2 separate regions of the Homo sapiens genome follow, and region 2 is linked to region 1. The links are chromatin contacts, found by Hi-C or POLR2A ChIA-PET in ENCODE. All regions are on one chromosome and are shown on one strand. Each heading gives the region's core, a stretch centred on a gene start or an enhancer-like site at or near the end of the contact. The rest is flanking DNA. Distances are from core to core; before and after follow the strand shown.

Region 1 (4,368 bases), core at 753-3,252:
ACATTACATTATAACTGCTTACCCATTCGCAATCCTCTCACACAGGAAATCTGAAATCACTAACTGCTATGTAGGATTTATCAAAATGCTGGATGTTTAATGGTGCCTAAAAGACTAAAGGGCATGGCCTATTTTGAATGTACTTTGAAAGCCTCTCAATTTGCCTTTTTAATGTGTTGACATGAGTGGAGATTTAACACCAAGGGTGACCTGAAAGTAATGAAACTTATAATTAAGTCCCAAGAGAAAACCCACATAATTATTTTTTAGTATTCACCTTCCTGTTTGAATATGATTCACATTGAAAAATATTTATTGAACCTTCCTACTATATTCAAGAGAAACACAAACAAACACAGACTTAAACAGCCAAGTTCTTAATCTTGGGCCCTTAAACAGACTGTTTAACAATCACATTGTCCTTGAATGCCCATATCTCTAAATTAATTTGCGGAAAATTAGGGCTCAGGGCTTTCTTCAGATTCTCAAAGGCATCTGTGGCCTTAAGAAATTTAGGGATCACTGTCCTGGTTGTGCAATAAGTCATATGGAAGAATTGATGGATAGGTTTGTCTACTGTGGGAAAAAAGATGGAATGATAAATTGTTAAAGGTGAATTGGTACTTAAAAATCATCTAATCTGAATCAGACTTCTGTGCTTTACAGATGAGAAAACTGAGGCACAGCAGGGAAAGGTGACTTGCCCCTAGTACAGGAGACAATTAAGAATGGGCCGTAGCCCTCATTCTGGAACTATGGATGTGACTTGTATAGGGAAAATTAACTGCCATAAAACAATTACAGGAGAAGAAGCAAAAGAGTCCCTTTGCTTGGGAGGAACAAGAAAAGACCTGATGAGGGATATGGACTTTGAAACAGTTTCAAATGATCCTTTTTTTTTTTTTTTTTTTTTTTTTTTTTGAGACAGTTTTGCACTTGTTGCCCAGGCTGGAGTGCAATGGTGCGGTCTTGGCTCACTGCAACCTCCGCCTCCTGGGGTCAAGCTTTTCTCCCACCTCAGCCTCCCAGGTAGCTGGGATTACAGGTGCGTCCTACCACACTCAGCTAATTTTTGTATTTTTAGTAGAAACAGGGTTTCACCGTGTTGGCCAGGCTGGTCTCAAACTCTTGACCTCAAATGATCCATGTGCCTCGGCCTCCCAAAGTGCTGGGATTACAGGTGTGAGCCACCGCACCCAGCATGTTTTTTTTGTTTTTGTTTGTTTGTTTGTTTGTTTTTGTTTTTGAAACAGCTCTCCTTCTGTCACCCAGGCTGGAGTGCAGTGGCATGATCACAGCTCACTGCAGCCCGAACCTCCCGAATTCAAGCAATCCTCCCACTTCAGCCTTCCTGGAGTTGCTGAAACCACAGGCATGCTCCACCATGACTGGCTAATTTTTTTGATTTTTCGTAGAGACGAGGTCTCACTATGTTGCCCAAGCAGGTCCCAAACTCCTGGGCTCAACTGATCCTCCCACCTTGGCCTCCCAAGTTGCTGAGATTATAGGCATGAGCCACTGCACCCAGTCTCAAATGATATTAATAGATTTTAAGCGATTACGGAAGGCTAAGGTGACAGTGGATGGAATATGAGTGTCATCTAGGGAGAAAAAGCACAAAGCTAAGAATGTATGAATCCTGTTTGAACAACAGTGTGGGGAGGGGGGCAGCGTGGGGGTGGTGGGAGAGGAATAGAAGGAGATGAAATGAGGCCAGAGAGATAGGTGGCAATCCTGTTGCGAAAGGCATCGGAGACCAGATGAGGATTTACACTCTATACACAACACGGGTTAAAGAATCCACAAGCTACCATGTATTCCCTATCATATTTCCAAAGCCTTCTTTAAATGCTTGCACTTACTCAGCATTGGCAAACACTCATAAACACTGCTGGTGGGCTGTAAATCAGTACAACCTCTCCAGAGGGAAATTTGGAAATCAGTATCAAAATGCTTTGAAAAGGGCATAGCTTTTGACTGAGCAATGTCTCTTCCAGGAATTTATTCTAAGTAAACAATAATGAATGTGCACAGATAGTTCTCTCTAAGACTATCCATTGCAGTGTTTGTTCTAGTAATGAATAATGCAAAATTGCCTAATGCCCACACATAGGGAATACATTAAATTATGGTATCTCTTCACGATGAAAAAAAATATGGTCATTAAATCTCATGTTGTAGAACAGTAGTCACTGGCATGGGAAAATATTTATGATGCATCGTGAAGATTTTAAATTTGTTTTGATTATTTTACCTTCTGTATTATGTTTTCCTCAAATAAGAAGCCAGAGGTTTTAAACTTGCCTGTGCAAGTTTATCTTGCTTTATTTCACTAAAAATGTATTGTAAGCATAGAAAGCCCATAACACACTTTTTTAAAGCAAGTTTCACAGCAGTACGTATACTATCATCATTAATGTAAAAGGCGTGTAAATACATGTATATAGACTCAAAGGATACTCATTAAAATGTTAATGAGTGGTTATCCCCAGTTGTTAAATTAACATTAAAAATTTTTACTTTCTGTTGATCTATGTTTTCTAGGTCTTAAAAAATAACGTGTGATCCTTTTAAAAGCAAAACAATACAGGTATTCGTTTTGTGAGTTTTTTAACGGTAATCCCTGCAGCTTTTTTATTTTTTAGTGAGGAGGTAAATCCAGCCAGGATGATTGCTGACCTCAGCGGTTCTTTCTCTTTTGTAATGCACATCAAAATGCTACAGGACACTTTCCTTTCTCAGTTTTTCCTATCTTATTTTGAAAGCTTGTTTTGTCTGAGATAATTTATTTGGGGGCTTCATTTATCTCTTAACATTTCCTCCTTTTTAATAAACATCTTTCTAAACCCACTTTTTAAATATGAATATTCCAAAGACTCACACCAAACACCTACTTAAAACCAACTTCCTAGGAAAGTTACTTCTGGTTTTGTCAACAGTTCCATCGCTGCCCAGCTGACACTGGTGGTCAGCTGCTAATGACCCTTCCGCTGGAGAGAAGAGGAAGTGGGCTTGGCTCTAACTTGCCCTGATCCCCTTCCAGCCTGACATTTCTATGCACAGAGAACTAATGGAGTCAGACCAGACTGCAAATTCCCATGCTGCCATGCAGGTAGATATTTCCTAGAGAATCAGAGAGTTCTGCTACTAATCCTCAAAAGGGGAAAACACTAAGTTATTTCAGACATCACCCAATGAAGATCTATCCCACTGCCCTACTTAGTCTTGACCCAACTACTCTAAATATCTATTTTACTGTTAAAACCTGGGAATCTCCCATTAATAGTAGAACTAATAAATAAATTGTGGTGTATTCCTACCTGCAGGGGTGGGAGGGAACAGTAGGGGCTTCCAGGGGATCTGGTAATGTTCTGATTCTTGTTCTCAGTGCTAGTTATTAGCGTGTGTTCAACTTCTAAGAATCCACTCTATGTACACCAATGATATGTGCACTTTTGGCATATATGTTATACTTGAATAAAAAGTTTAAAAATACACTATTATTTTTAAAAACAACCTGGAAATCGTTACTGCCATTCCCAGAACAAAGATCCTGGTATATTTTATTTGGATCAGTGCTGAACTTGCCAAGAAACCTATGGGATGATTTATATGGTTTGCAGGCCTTTAAACGTGAAAGGAAGGCAGAAGAGTAGAAAACAGGAGTAACCTAAATGCTTCAAAACCTAACTGCATGGGTTCACTTTTTATTTATTTATTTATTTACTTACTTATTTATGTCACCCAGGCTGGGGTACAGCGGCTTGATCATAGCTCACTGCAGCCTCAAACTCCTGGGCTCAAGCCATCTTCCCGCCTCAGTCTTGCAAGTGGCTTGGGACTACAGGTGTTTACCACCAGGCCTGGCTAATTTAAAAATTTTGTTGTGTGTTGGGGATAGAGTGTCATTATGTTGTCCAGGCTGGCCTTGAACTCCTGGGCTCAAGTGATCTTTCTGCCTCAGCCTCCCTAAGTGCTGGGATTATGGGCATGAGCCAACCACACCCAGCCCGTGGTCTCACATTCTAAGGAACTGCCCAGGTGGTGTACTTCAGAGAAAAGGATGTGGTAAGAGTGTCCAAACACAGCCACCCATTCCTAGCCCTCCCTATGGAGACTTAGATCACTGAGCATCTTACTTCCCTCTCTATCAAAGTGTTGGGTTTTTAAAAAATTTATTTAGTGAGTGTTGACCTAATGGCTTTGTTGTCACTGGAATTATATGTCTAAGGAAAGACACAATTTACAGAGGAGGAGAGTACCCAAAATATACAGCAACGACTGACAGCATTATTTTTTCTATTAGAAAGCAAAGTCAAACATTTATAGGTCACTCTCAGGTCACCCAGAGACAGGATGTGAGCCAAG
Region 2 (4,368 bases), core at 848-3,347, 41 kb before region 1:
AAAAAAAAATGGATATAATCTTAAGATGGTCAAGGTTTAGAATCACACACATAAAGTATCTGGCATATTGTGATATTTCAAAAAAAATGAGGCCACTACCAGCAAATAAGATGAAAATAAGTAGAGGACTTCATGACCTGCTGGCTAGAGACAGCTCAGGATAGTTTAGACACATTTATGGGGGTGTTGAGGGGAAGGGGCATGAAAGGTTAGACAGCTGTCACGTGCTGTAGAAATTTGGAAAGAAAACGTAGTGTCTGTTATGGGTTGAATTTTGTCCCCCCAGAATTCATATGTTGAAGTCCTTACCCTGTACCTCAGGATGTAATCTTATTTTGAAATAGTGTCATTACCGGTATAATTAGTTAAGATGAGGTCACACTGGAGTATGGTGGGCCCCTAATCCAATAGGACTGTGTCGTTATAAAAAGGGAATTTTGGACACAGATATACATGCATATGAAGAATGGAGTTATGCAATCACAAGCCAAGGAACTATCAAAAGGTAGAAGAGAGGCTTGGAATACATCCTTCCGTGGTACCTTCAAAAGGAACATGGCCTGGCTGATGCCTTGACCTCAGACTTTCCAAAAGTGTGAGGCAATCAATTTCCATTATTTAAGCCACATGGTTTGCAGTACTTTGTTAGGACAGCCCTAACAAACTAATTCAGTATCTAAAAGGAATGTTTAGGATGTGCAATGAGTTGTTTAACATGTCAAAGCTCTTTAGGGTCAGTTACATGATTCTATTGGATGTGACATTATGCTGAGTTAGAGTCTGGGGGAGAAACTTGAAGGCCAAACTTAATAGAGGCTGCCTAGGAAATCGATGCTGCACAAGCTGAGTAACCATTTGTTGTGGGGGTTTTGTTTTGCTTGTTTGTTCGTTTGTTTTAGAGACAGGGTTTCACTATGTTGGCCAGGCTGGTCTTGAACTCCTGGGTTCAAGCAATCCTCCTGCCTCAGCCTCCCAAGTAGCTGGAATTACAGGAGCACACCACCAGGTTGTGTTTTTTTAAGAGGGTAGGCTGGGCATAGTGGTTCACGCCTGTAATCCCAGCATTTTGGGAGGCCGAGGCGGGCAGATCACCTGAGGTAGGAGTTCGAGACCAGCCTGACCAACATGGAGAAACCCCATCTCTACTAAAAATACAAATAATTAGCCGGGCGTGGTGGCGCTTGCCTGTAATTTCAGCTACTCAGGATACTAAGGCAGGAGAATCGCTTGAACCCGGGAGGCAGAAGTTGCGGTGAGCCAAGGTCACGCCATTGCACTCCAGCCTGGGCAACAAGAGCGAGACTCTGTTTCAAAAAATAAATAATAAATAAATAAATAAGAAGGTAGAATACAGAAGAAAAAATCCTTAGTAGAAAAATGTGCTTGTGGTTTTGCCAGATGGAATGTAAGGTATAATTGAGAGGAATAGAGGTAAAATCTCTCTGTTCCATAGAGAAGGACTAGGGACAAATCACAAAGGAAAGATATTATGGGGTTCAAGCACAAAACTATTAGAGTGAAGCAAAGACAGTTCGGAATTATCCCTAAAGTATCCAAGTCTCTTCCGATACCCCATATACACTTCAAAAGCCACTTAGTGAATGCCAGACACCTCATTTAATCTTCCTGAAGATTTGTAAGAGGAGGAACCGTTATTTTTATTTTAGAAACAAGGGAGTTTGAGACTGTCATGCAAACACCTTTAGGTTGAAAGGGTGGGATCAGCAGAATCCAGGGATCCTGACTTTTAGTCCTGAGTTTACACTATAACTTTATAGCTGCCCAGAATCCATGCAGAGCAACAGGATGATTCAGCAAGGTGGGTGCAGAAAAGTCACACTTTTGAGATCTGTCTCTCCCTGCCATCACTTTTGGGGAATGCAAAATAACATAATCTCTTTGATTAGAACAATTCCTGAGAACTAGAGGGCAGACACAGACAAGTATTGCCCAAGAGGAGCAAGAACAGTCTCTTTCTCATTACGTCATCTTCCCTGAAGACACTAGTGATTGAGATACAGAAAGTATGAGATCACTTATTATCTACCTCTGTTGTACAGTTATTTCGACTTTGACTTTCTTGGGCTGCCAGTGTTCCAGATAAGGGTTTTGTAACACCAGGATTGAGAAAGATTTTAGCTATTTCACATCCTCCCAAGATAGTAGGAAGTTGTCTGCGCATATTTTTTTTTTCTCAAGGCTTCTCTGTACTCAGCCATTATTTAATTAAACACCAGCCATATGCTGGGATCTGCTGGTTCTCTGCTTGACGCATTGCCAGCCTGGTGGCCTCAACTGCAATTTGAAGTTGACAGGCGTACAATACAAAGCTCAGGAGACACTAGGAAGAAAAGGACTTGGCTTGGAGGAATCAGGAAGACCCAGGGAGAGAAAAGTGTGCCGCTCCAAGGGAGGGTTTGCCCAAGAGTGGCTCAGCGGAAACGTGGCAGTGGAATTTGGAATCTGGATTGTTTGTCAGAATTGATAAAGACATTCTTATAAGGAAATGTATCTGTGAAAAGTTGTTTGCCACTCGGGGAGGGAGAAAAATGATTATAGAATTTTGGAGACAAAAATGTATACGCAGCAGTCATTATACACATGATCAGAAGGAAAACCAGAAGATCCAGGGGCCAAAGGGGAATAATTGATTTCTTAAATGGCAGCAAGACTGGATTTGACAACTCTCACGATCAAGAATATTTCTCTGTATTTAATCTACATCTCTTCTGCTCTTAGACTTTATATTCATTTTCTCTTTTTTACCCATTATTGGTCTTTTTCAAAAACAAAAATTTGAGACAGGGTCTTGCTCTTACAGCCCAGGCTGGAAAGCAGTGGTACAATCATAATTCACAGCAGCCTTGAACTTCTGGGGTCAAGTGACCCTCCCAAGTAGCTGGGACTACTTGGGTGCTTGCCACTACCCCCTCATAATTTCCTTTGTAAAAAAAAAAAAAAAAATTTATAGAGACAGGGTTCTCACTATGTTGCCCAGGCTTGTCTCAAACTCCTGTCCTCAACCGATCCTTACCTAGGCCACCCAAAGTGCTGGGATTACAGGCATGAGCCACCACGCCCAGTCTATTATTGGTTTTATAAATAAGCACTGTTTATACAGAGATTTTTATAAGTGTGTCTCATGAACGAATCCAAACAGATTAGATCACAAAGTGTAATAAGTTATGGTTATAGCAGTGGTTCCAATCCATGGGTTTGTAGCATGCTGGTGAATCACCATCAGCCATCAGGTGTGTTGTAAATAGTTTGTTTCTAATAATAAATTACCCAAGTTTGTGAATGATTTACCTATTAATATACAGAGGGTGAGTTGAAGGTCATTTCCATCATAATGTTATTCTCAGTTCTGTGTACTCCAATTTTGTTGCTTGTATAGCACAGATACAGGTGGAGGTCCGGTAAACATGCAAAGAATTGGATATACCTACAGACCACTTATCTATTTGACAAATATTTGTAAAGCACCTACTTTGTGCAGATGCTATGCCTGGCCTGAAGGATACAATCAATGCACACAACAGACATGAGTTCTGTCTTTGGAAAGCTTAGCAAGTGGCAGAAAAAGACTATACCAAGCGCTTTGCATACATTGCCTGAATTTTCACTGTAACCCTGAGAGGTAATGTCATCTTCCCAACTTTATATATTTTAGGCAACTGGAACTCTGAAGCTCGTTCTCTAAACCAGTGGCTTTCAAATGCCTTTTATCGTGCATTCCTGTCAGTGAAGATAATTTTAGTACTTGTGTGTGTGCGTGTGTGCCTGTGTGTGTGTGTTCAAACAAAATATACAAAAGTATACATGTGTATACACTTATCTATACTTATATTTGTATATACTTATATACTTATAATTTTAGCACTCGTGTGAGTGTGTATGTGTGTGTGTGTTCAAACAAAATATACAAAAGTATACATTTGTATATACTTACATATTACATATACACATACGCATATTCTTATAAATTATATGTACATTATTTGAATCTTCTTGTACCCCTCACTTTGAAGACCGGCTCTGCACCACTCCACCATATCACCTTGGAGTTTGTCTATGTGTAATGGGCATAATCCACCTCCAATCTTCCCCCATCTAACCCCAGGTTTTGGTCTAGATTGGTAGGGATGGGAACTTTGCCAAGAACTTGATCCAGGAAGTTTTTTTAAAAAATTAAAAAACAGTACATTTCAAATTTGGTTTTTGTATTGCTAAGGATGCTTTGCAGAGTTCCTTGGTGAGTTTTTTAATACACAAAGGAAAGTTCTTCTGTTAGTTTGTAAATCCTAGTCCTTTCCCCTGTGTTCTTTTTCCTGGCTGGATCTTAAGCACCTCAAAAAAGGAGTGCGT

Evidence for each region. Hi-C counts contacts between places; a loop is a spot of excess contacts on that map. ChIA-PET counts read pairs that join two places held with the same protein, here RNA polymerase II (POLR2A). Pooled maps may share reads with other maps.
Region 2: a map of PC-3 shows a loop between it and region 1 (6-fold over the local background). The contact joins two enhancer-like sites. A Hi-C loop is called at or near these places in 8 of 168 maps with a recorded cell type or tissue (Caco-2, HepG2, IMR-90 and 5 more), 1 of 37 single-sample maps with no recorded cell type and 2 of 50 pooled maps. POLR2A ChIA-PET finds 5 or more read pairs at or near these places in 7 of 52 experiments (A549, GM12878, OCI-LY7 and 4 more).

The regions. Positions count from the first base shown.
Region 1 is chr17:55,452,670-55,457,037 of GRCh38, reverse strand. The region is part of intron 4 of SMIM36 (small integral membrane protein 36); the gene reads left to right. Among named protein-coding and RNA genes, the nearest start is that of MMD, 33 kb to the right of the region's middle. Within about 2 kb of position 2,002, at least 3 of the 41 ENCODE cell types and tissues checked have a DNase peak (open chromatin) inside an H3K27ac peak, as active enhancers do.
Region 2 is chr17:55,494,225-55,498,592 of GRCh38, reverse strand. All of the region lies in intron 1 of SMIM36 (small integral membrane protein 36), which reads left to right. Among named protein-coding and RNA genes, the nearest start is that of SMIM36, 15 kb to the left of the region's middle. Within about 2 kb of position 2,097, at least 4 of the 41 ENCODE cell types and tissues checked have a DNase peak (open chromatin) inside an H3K27ac peak, as active enhancers do.